2 separate regions of the Mus musculus genome follow, and region 1 is linked to region 2. The links are chromatin contacts, found by Hi-C or POLR2A ChIA-PET in ENCODE. All regions are on one chromosome and are shown on one strand. Each heading gives the region's core, a stretch centred on a gene start or an enhancer-like site at or near the end of the contact. The rest is flanking DNA. Distances are from core to core; before and after follow the strand shown.

The links. A loop is a pair of places that touch in the nucleus more often than their neighbours do. ChIA-PET counts read pairs that join two places held with the same protein, here RNA polymerase II (POLR2A).
Region 1: a loop to region 2 is called in a map of mouse trophoblast stem cell, with 2.2 times the contacts of the local background. The contact joins the promoter of Ddc here to the enhancer-like site in region 2. A Hi-C loop is called at or near these places in 2 of 37 maps with a recorded cell type or tissue (both mouse trophoblast stem cell). POLR2A ChIA-PET finds 5 or more read pairs at or near these places in 4 of 5 experiments (all embryonic stem cell).

Annotation. Positions count from the first base shown.
Region 1 is chr11:11,896,419-11,901,130 of GRCm38, reverse strand. Ddc (dopa decarboxylase) reads left to right here and starts at 2,987. Exons shown (of 15, transcript NM_001190448.1): 1 at 2,987-3,119.
Region 2 is chr11:11,819,598-11,824,625 of GRCm38, reverse strand. Ddc (dopa decarboxylase) reads left to right here. Exons shown (of 15, transcript NM_001190448.1): 12 at 2,333-2,431. Among named protein-coding and RNA genes, the nearest start is that of Fignl1, 13 kb to the right of the region's middle. Within about 2 kb of position 3,706, at least 2 of the 3 ENCODE cell types and tissues checked have a DNase peak (open chromatin) inside an H3K27ac peak, as active enhancers do.

The DNA.
Region 1 (4,712 bases), core at 1,738-4,237, 77 kb before region 2:
AGACAATGCAGGTCCTAGAAGACGTGGCCCATGAAACCAAGTGTGAGACGCCTCTACAAGAGATAGGTGAGAGAAGTCTCAAAGGCCCTCAAAACAACACAGGTTCTTTCAGTTTGTCTTAGTTTTCCATCAGAACTATTTTATGAGACCTTACACAGCATACACCTCAGATGCAAGATGTAGAGAAATCAAGTTGGAGCTGGTCTAGAAGAATCCTCCATTGTGGTTGGCTCTCATGGTTTTAGATGGTGCTATGTAGAACTACTGTGCTGGTAAAAGCACCAAGAATCTAACCCATCTGAGAATTTAACAAATTATAATACAAACCTGCCAGGCAAGATATGTCCATCATTTAATTCACAGTATGGCTATTATGGAGGTAAAAGCCACCACTCTCTAAGTGGATTTGGGGCTTTCTATACATGTGGCAATCCATTCCTGATACTGTAAACCTGATCCTAACCCATGACTAAAGAGGTCTTAGACCTTGTGGCATCGTAACATAAGATGGCTGCTTAGATCAATGGACATAGTATCTGTTTATACCCACAGAGACACGATTGATTCTCTCTGTCTCAAATGGAGAAACCTTTCCTTGCAGAGAACTGAGGTAAATGCAAAGACCCGGGGTTGCACAAGACACTGAGAATAAAGGACTGTTGAGGGCTCAGCCTTGGATGACACATTTAGGCCACCTCTTTAAGGTATAGGGAACAGTGCATGGAAAGAGACGGGAAGACCAGAAAAGGCCAGAGAAGGGGGGAAAGGTTACAAAGTACAATTTTCTAAGCACGATACAGCCATGACAGCCAAGAACTCATAGCAGCTGTGTATACTAGAATTGGGTCTATGGAAGCTGGGCTGTCTAACAATCAGTCTGGAGAGGGGGAAATTCTTGTGACCCTAGCACAGAGTCTGCTGGTCTATTAGAAATCAGAGATTCTGAGAGAGGAAAACATGCTATCTAGTTGTATGCCTACTGCAAGGCCAGGCTCTGATGTTTGGTTCCAAACTCAGGATGATACAAATGTCCCTGATTAAACCCATGGAACACTAAACAAAACCAACACATCGAAAAAGGGAAAGAGATCTGTAGGAGAGAGTTAGCTGGGAGGGGAATCACATACATAGGGTCCATATATGAAATTGTAAAAGAATACAATGTACTAATAAATAAGGAGTGCCTACCCTCATCAAGGTGTCACACAACCCATGACATTGATAGCAAGAGCAGAACACATGGAAGAAGAGGGTAACGTTTCTCTCTCTACTTTAGCTGTGACACCTGTCTTCTGTCCTTAGATGGCAGAGCTTCTCATTCTGGAACTTTCTTACTCAGACTGTCTCAGTGATCTCCTATTTCCAGGCCCCTCAGAACTGAGGCTACATGTACATTTAAGCAACTCTCTTGTTATGTGAATAACATAATATTGCTGAGAATATTATTTTGGGGTGAAACTTTTTAATAAATGATATGTTCTTAATGTTCCTGTTCATATTGCTAAAGCTGTGTGCTTCTTATTATTTCCTGTCACATAATGTTATATTTCTGCTCATAATGTTATTTCCTGTCCAGACACCTCTTCTGAACGTGAAGCTCATATACTGAAAGGCCAAGCGGATATTTACTCTCAGATAAGAAGAGAACATCGGAAATTTAATTCCCAAAGTGAATGCTTAGTGTCTTCCATCTCTCCTGAGCCAAAGCTGGTCTCATAGGCCATGTTCTGTTACTCCATAACTAAATCTTCCACCTTTGGGTTACATACCCAAGAAGCCCATCTCTGTGGTTTTCCCCTTTCCCTGAAGCTTCCTGGTATGTGTGTGCACATGCCTATATGTATATGTATATGTATGTGTATGTGTATGTGTATGTGTATGTGTATGTGTATGTGTATGTGTGTGTGTGTGTGTGTGTGTGTGTGTGTGTGTGTGTGTGTGTGTGACACACATTCGAACAAGCATATCTCAAACCTATCTAACTTCCTTATCTCAACATTCTTCCCTCCTGGAGCCCTATGTTTCCCTTCCCTCAGGAAAACAAAAAGAATTCCACTCTACTTCCTCTTGCGTCTGGATTCCATACTGGAGTCACAGTAAGGTTAAAACATAGGGAAGGCAAGGGGAGTGCTTTCTGGAGTACTCTGATGCTTGGAGTGCTTCCTTTTCGTTCTTTTCTCCAAATATTCTTGGAGGGACCTGGAGTCTCCTCGGTGTCAGGCAGATTGTCCCTCAGTTCTGACAGTATGGTTCCTTGGATCCAAGCCCACTCCCACCACCTTTCCTGTTCCCCCTGTGGAACACAGATCACCCCATCCCCTAGCCTGGGGCAACTACCTCTGGTGACAGCCATTTTGTCCTCAGCTGCCTCGACTCAGTCCTTTTTCAGATTGCCCATACACATGCTCACAGTGACTCTGTTCTTTGTCCCCACTGGTCCAAATCGGCAACCTGCCTCGAAGGTGAGTGCTTAGTGCTCTGTGGGCTTTTCCTATGTGCCTTCTTAATGATACTTCCTTGGCTCTCCTTTATGCTCCAATGAAACTGTTAGCCTTGGCTTTCCTGAAGTTAATCAAAATCTCATCCACTATATGGTCTTCTGTATCACAAGTGTCAGTGGGTTGGGAAAGAAGGCTAGCAGGTGGATTCTGCCCATTGTCTGGCCCTAGAGACCCCATGATCAATTTAAAGGCTCTGGACAGATCTTCAATAAGACAGCCTTTGCCCAACACAGGGGTTGGAGTTATGAAATCACTTAGTAGGGCTAACACTAAGTGTATGAAATCAGGACTGTGTGAGAAAGCATTAGATGGTAGAGTTATGAAGTAAGAAAGAGCCAAGCTGTCAGGGCTTGTTGTGAATCAAGCTCACTGGGTGAGATTTCTTAGGAGCCCAAAGAAGGGCTACACGCCTTGACCTTTATACCAGCAGAAATTAATGTTTAACCAGAATACAAGGCTAAAATGTAAGGACAAAGAAATGGGTCAGTTCAAAGCATCGATGAGAGTAAGTTGCCCAAGCACCAAGTTCACAGTTGTGTCGCCACCTCCTCTTCAGTTCGCAGAGCTGGACAATCCCGACAACAGAGTGGACCTGTGAAGAATCCAAATTCCAAGCAAGTAAGTAGTATATTTTGTTGGACACTAGTTGCTGAAAAGGCACCATTCCTATTGTGACTCTTGGGCTCCACAATACTGAATGTGTGCTGAAAGGACGGCTCTCTTGAGAACAGGGATTGTTGATAACAAAAGGCTTCCTCTTTGCTGAAGTCTTGGCAAACTTTTCGGTTCTATTGCAGTTGCGTAGTTGGTTGCACATGTGTGCGTACATACAGGCAGGGCGGGAACACCCATGCAGTGGTGACACATGACTTCAGGGAGAAAGTTTAGTAGCAGATAAAGGAGACAGGGCTTCCCCTTCACAAGACCATGCGCAACAAAGTGGCATTAGTCGCTTCATTCCCTAAGCCTGCTCATCTGGGAAATGGCAGTTTTAATAGAACCTACTTTGCAAGGTTCCAGTGAAAATTAAATCCGTGCTCATGCTCCCAGATCTGAGAAAATCCCCTCACAGAACTCTGACCTACCTTAGAAGGACCCTTGCCTGGAAGACGCTCGGGAGAAGGCTGAGGAAGAAAAGATGGTCACATTTGAAGAAAGTTATTTGAGTAATCAACTCAATAATTTTAGTGTATTACTGAAATTAAATGACATTTTACTCCTTCAAGGAACAGTTCGTATAGGAAGCTATTGAAAAGAGTCCTTAAAAACTGTGATAAAGATGCTGGTTAAAGCGTAACTCTTCACAGTTGACAACCTCTGGCAGGTGTGTGTGTGTGTGTGTGTGTGTGTGTGTGTGTGTGTGTGTGAGAGAGAGAGAGAGACAGAGAGAGAGAGAGAGAGAGAGAGTGTGTGTGTGTGTGTGTGTGTGTGTGCGTGTAAAGACTCAGCTTTCTTTAAAGGACTGGCCACCGGGATTTTGGTCTTTCTCCAGTGAGTATATGGGCAATACAAGTGGGGTTTTTGTTTGTTTACTTGCTTGCTTTATGGGGGAGAGGACAAGGGTGGGAAGGTGGACCTGTGAGGAATGAGAGGGAGTGTGATTGGGGTGTGTGTTTGAAATTCCCAACTAAATAATAAAAATATTATGTTGGGGGAAGCATATAATACAATTCTATACACATAGAAGTTCAAACATGCACAAGAGATATTAATACGATTATTGGGAGAAATTAAAAATATGCCACTAGACCGAAAAATTCCAACATATCTTTACTAAATATCACTGTTTCTGTACTCATGAGGGATGGATCCTGTAACCCTGCAAAAATCAACACCCATGAATTTTTCAAGTGCCTTTTTAAAAGTGGTCTACTTAGGTTGCAAAGATGGTTCAGTGGTTAAGAGGACTGACTGCTCTTCCAAGAGGTCTTGAGTTCAATTCCTAGCTACCCTTTGGTGGCTCATAATCATCTTTAATTGGGTCCAATGCTCTCTTCTGGTGTGTCTGAAGGCAGCTACAGTCTGAAGATGAACTATAGTGTATTCATTTCTCTCTCTCTCTCTCCCTCTCCCTCTCTCTCTCTCTCTTTCAGACAGGGTTTCTCTGTATAGCTCTGGCTGTCCTGGAACTCACTCTGTAGACCAGGCTGGCCTCGAACTCAGAAATCCACCTACCTCTGCCTCCCAAGTGCTGGGATAAAAGACGTGCGC
Region 2 (5,028 bases), core at 2,457-4,956:
GCCTTCTGCCTGTACTTGGGGCAGCGTCCTGGGGAGTGCTAGGGCAGAGTCAGAGAAGAGCCAGCCTCTTGGACAGGATCGTAGTCTTGGCAGTCTTTCCTCTACTCACTTTACTTCTTTCTCCATTTTTTTTTTTTTTTAATATTCACCACAAATGTTTTCTGGATTTTGAAAACACCAGGATGTCCCAGCTTTGCTCTGGAAAGGAATTTGGAACCGCAAGTAATGCTGGGAGGTTTCTTCCAAGAATAGAAGCCAAGCCGGGCTGGGAACATGAGGGGCCCACTGCATCTGCTGTCTCTCTCAGAACACGAAGGGGCCCACTTCATCTGCTGCCTCTCTGACTAAAAAAAAAATCTGACCTGGCTTATTTGCTGGGTGGGGAGGCGGGTGTGCATGGTGAACACAAGACACTATCAAAGCATCTTGTCCGAAGTAGTGTGTCTAAATTCTTGGGGCAGTATGTCAGCCACTGATAATAAGGGGTAGCAGGATTGCCTCTCCTAGACACAGAGTACCCTTCCTTCTTCTGATGACAGCTGCAGGCTGGCAGGTGCAGGTTACCAGGGAATCTTCATCCTATCTTCTCCCAGGCCAGAGTCTCATGGAAGCTTGTGCTATGGGGAAAAGCTAGGACTTGTGCAGCTATGGGTATGGCCAAGAGAACACTCCATTTTCTCCTTTAACTTTGTACAAGCTAGCCCTATTTAGGATCCAAGTTACCTTTTAGAAAGCACAATTTAAGGGATACTATAAGAATAATATTAAAAGTAGTTTGAGGATAAGATCACTTAAAATCTTTTCATCCTGACACTTCTGTGGGCTTTGGATTTGTATTACTCTTGTGGGGGGTACAAATGCCAGACTTTTGAGAGGAAAAGCTCTACGTTAAACAGAGCTTGGCAAGTCTGTCAGCAATTGTCAGCAGACCCTCCATTGTTTTAAGTGAACTTGGCATGAGGTCAGATGTCCCCTTCCCCACAATGGTACTTAAACTGTGCAGAAGCAAAATGGAAAAACAAACAAACAAACAAAAAAACCCCGCACATCCTATGGCCTTATTGTCTCATTCTGATTTTATATACTTGGTAAAAGTTGCAGGACTGCTGCATAATAATTCAGGAAAACCAGAGGCCTTCATAAAGAAACAGTTTAATAATAAGGAATTAAACTAGGGAGTAAAGTCTGATGGCGCACACCCTTAACCCCAGAACTCAGGAGGCAGGGGCAGGAGGTTCTCCTAGCCTACCAACCTAGCCTACTAAGTCCATGCCAGCTGGGGCTACATAATGAGACTGTGCCTCAAACAAAAAGCAATTATACCATAGGCATACAAGTATAGGGGAAACAGCATATATACATTTGGTGTTGTCTCAGATTTCATGATTCAGGGAGGAACGACTGCATTTAAAAATAAACTCTGTGTTCCTAGAAGCAGCACGGAGCTCACTCTTAATTGTAGCTAAAGCTAATTCTTAGTGGGCTCTGTGATGGTAGACAGCGGGCGAGTTTAGGGTGCTTTTCCCAACTGTAGAACACCACCCAGAAGGGAGACTGCGCTTTCTCTCCAGGAGACTGGAGCCTCCGGACTAGATAAGAAGTAAAGAGCTCCCCTCCCCCAGCCCGCCCTTTGTAAGCCCAAGTAAAAGAATTTCAAAGAAAGCCAGGAAGTAGTGCAAGGCCATCCTCCCGACAGGCCTGTGTCTCATGCCTGCCCTTTCCTACGTGCTTTTATTGCATTTCCAACCATCATCCATCACCATCAAGAAGAATGTGAGGAGCCAGTGTGAACAGCCTGTCAGATGACCGTCTGGAAAAGCTAGGAGAAGCAGAGGCAGGCTTCTTTGGTAAAAGGGTATTAGGGGTCACTCCCCAGAGGTCAGTGAGACAAAGGCGCTGATACTGTTTCAGAGTGCAGCTTCAGTGCATCCAGGCAGAGAAAGGCAGACACACAAGGAGTTCAGCACCCTCTCTCTGCCTGGATGACCTCCTGCCCCCTCGGAAGCTGCCTAGGGCAGGACCACATCATTCCTATTTCTTCCTGGAGTGCCTCCTCTGGGGTGTACTCAGCAGACATTTGTGCGTTGAAAATGGTAAACTTCAGTGCCTCTCGTTCAGTGTTTCTTCTGTCCTCATCTCCACAGGATGTGAAGGCAGCTTCTCCCTCTCTTCTCCCCAGCTCACACAACAAGTTGTACGCCTTCCCGGCTGGGAAACGGCCATTCTATAGGAAACTGGCTGCTTCCAGAAGAAACCGGCTGACTGGGAAGCTGAAAAGGAGCCTGGCTGTTTGCACTGTTCTCACTGACGGGTTCTTTATATTTTATTTCAGCACTGGCAGATCCCACTGGGGCGACGATTTCGCTCTTTGAAAATGTGGTTTGTTTTTAGAATGTACGGAGTCAAGGGGCTGCAGGCTTACATCCGAAAGGTGACTGCCTTCTTTGTTTATCTAATGTTCTAACGGTCGGTCGTAGGAAACTCAGAAACGAATTCAGGTGTCTTTGTAAGCAAACACCATCATGCATTGCCTAACAACAGGGATAAGCTCTGAAAAGTACATCATGAGGCCCTTTCATAAACATGAGGGCATCAGAATTTTCATATACAAGCAGAGACAGACAATTTCCTAGAAGGGACAGGCCTTTGGGGACAGAGGAATGGATGTGATAAGTTATTCTCCCCCAGTGAAACGAGTCAATTCAAACCAGGTTTGAATAAAGGCAGGTTTCTTGGGAAGCAGCTCTGGGGCGAGTTCACTGGTCCCAAGGAACGAGGCGCCACGAGGAGCGAGACAGAGGGGAGGGGGAAGAGAAAGCGAGAAAGAGCATGCGCGTTCAGGGAGAGAGAATGCAGAGAGGGGGGAGTGAGGGGGAGCGAGAGGCCAAAATGTCTGGATTACATAGGAAAGAGCTTCTGGGGGAGGGGAGGGGAGGGGAGGGGAGGGGAGGCCCAGCCCGGGGCTGGAAAGTTCAGGCTGGAAAGAGAGTGAGAGCAGCCATGATCTGCTGTTGTCTGAAAGAGCGTTTTTTTTTTTTTTTTTTTTTTTTTTTTCCTTAAGCACAGCGTTGGAATCAGGCAGTAGTTTGGGCCTTTACGATTAAGGCACTCACAAACTGGTTCTATGTATCTTCTAAGACACTTTCATTAGAATATAGGTTATCAGCTCCAGGAAGTTAATTAAAAGCAGTGTGTAAATTTAATGTTTTCCACGTATCCATCCAGCAGTAATTTTGACGGAGCAATACTAGTAATGAGAGCATAATGTTTTTCTCCCCCACTACCGCCAAACAAAATGAAATAAAACAAGCAAGCAAACGAACAACAGCAGCAACAACAACCCAAACCTCCCAAACTAAGAAAACCTTTGAGTTGGTTGGGATAGATACCATCTAGTCCTTTTGTCTCAAGGAGGCTTTCTGGGCAGTATGGAACTTCGGTTCCAATAAGCCACCCAGTCACTATGATGTGCCTTAAAGTAGCTTGAGGAGCCGCTTATTATTCTAAGTCCTACTACCCTACTTTTTTTGTTTGTTTGTTTGTTTCCAGGCTAAGCCCTGAGTATGAGCCAGGACATGTCTACCCATTTAGTCAGATGCAGAGGGCCCAGTGACTTCAGCTGAGTCCTTTCTAAGCCACAACATCATCTTGATGAGGCAAGCATGCCTGTGGTTTCCAGCCTGTGGTGGTGACAGCTTTCCCCTTAAGTCCCACTGCATTACCAGATGTGCAGCTAAAGGCAGGGGCTGAGTGTCTCGGGCCCTCTTCTATGACAGGATGCAGAAAAGCAGTTGTTAGAAGAGTACCCGTGTCTCTTCTAAACTGGCATCTGTCCAGGTCACAAAACTGTTGTAAGGAAATGTATGCAAACATTGAGCAGTGTAAGAAGCTACACAGGGGAAAGAACTAGAAACCTAGAGTGTGTGTAGATTTCTAGATAGTCCCTGATCCAATTGCAAACGGGATAAGGAGGGTGAGTCAACTTGTGTGTAATAAGAAAGAAACCCCAAGTGGTTTATCAGTCAAAGGTGGTGATGACTCTCAGTTCAGGACAGCTCACTGCGATTAGCTTGTGCCAGGTTAAAGACACACCACACCTCTTTCTGGAAAGGCCCCAATCCAGCCTTCACAGGAGACCATAGGAATGGTCAAAGATGGCGTTCCTAGGCTTGAGCTAATTGAAGAGCATTTTAGTCCTGAATCTTTGGTGCCCTCTGGTGGGAAGACTTGAGACAATTGCTTCTGTGGCATCTATGACCAAACAAGCTGTGTGTGCTTCAGCTCCTCTAAAGGATGGGCCTTGTGGAAGGTAGTGCTGGATGCCAGGAGGCTCCAATTAGCTAAGTGTGCCCTTGGAGAGTGAGCAAATGTTCATATGTGGTTTTAATCAGTTTTTGAATTCTTTAAACATCTAGAGATTAAATAAGTTGGTGTATTCAATGCGATCACATAGCGTTTTCTTTTTCCTTTTAATTATTTTATTATTTTGGAGCTAGGGTCTCAGTATGTAGCCTTGGTTGGCCTGGGGCTCAGTATGTCGATCAGGTTGGCCTCAGGCTCAGTATGTCGATCAGGTTGGCCTGGGGCTCAGTATGTCGATCAGGTTGGCCTCAGGCTCATAGAATCTTCCAGGTGCTGTGATTACAGGCACACACCATCACACCAGAGGGGACACAGCTCTTGAATGTGGCAGGTTAGGGTGATTCCTGTCTGTAAGTTGGAATCAGGCTGGGATCACTATCCCATTTACTGCAGAAGTGATACCCCAGTGTACACATCAGATGCAGCTGATGTGAATCTCAGCTGAGCCCAGGTATGACTGAGGCCTACGCTATGACACTTGTTCTTGCAGGGTCTCAGTTTCCTATCTACAAATTAATAAAGCTATCATGAGGAGGTCAAGGTGGCCTTTTTTTCTTTTAGAATCTTCAACTACTTCTTTATAATGTTTATTATAAAATTATAAACGGAAGGGGGTTAAAACATAGATCCATGGACAGAAGAAAATGAGGTTTTTTTTTTTTTTTT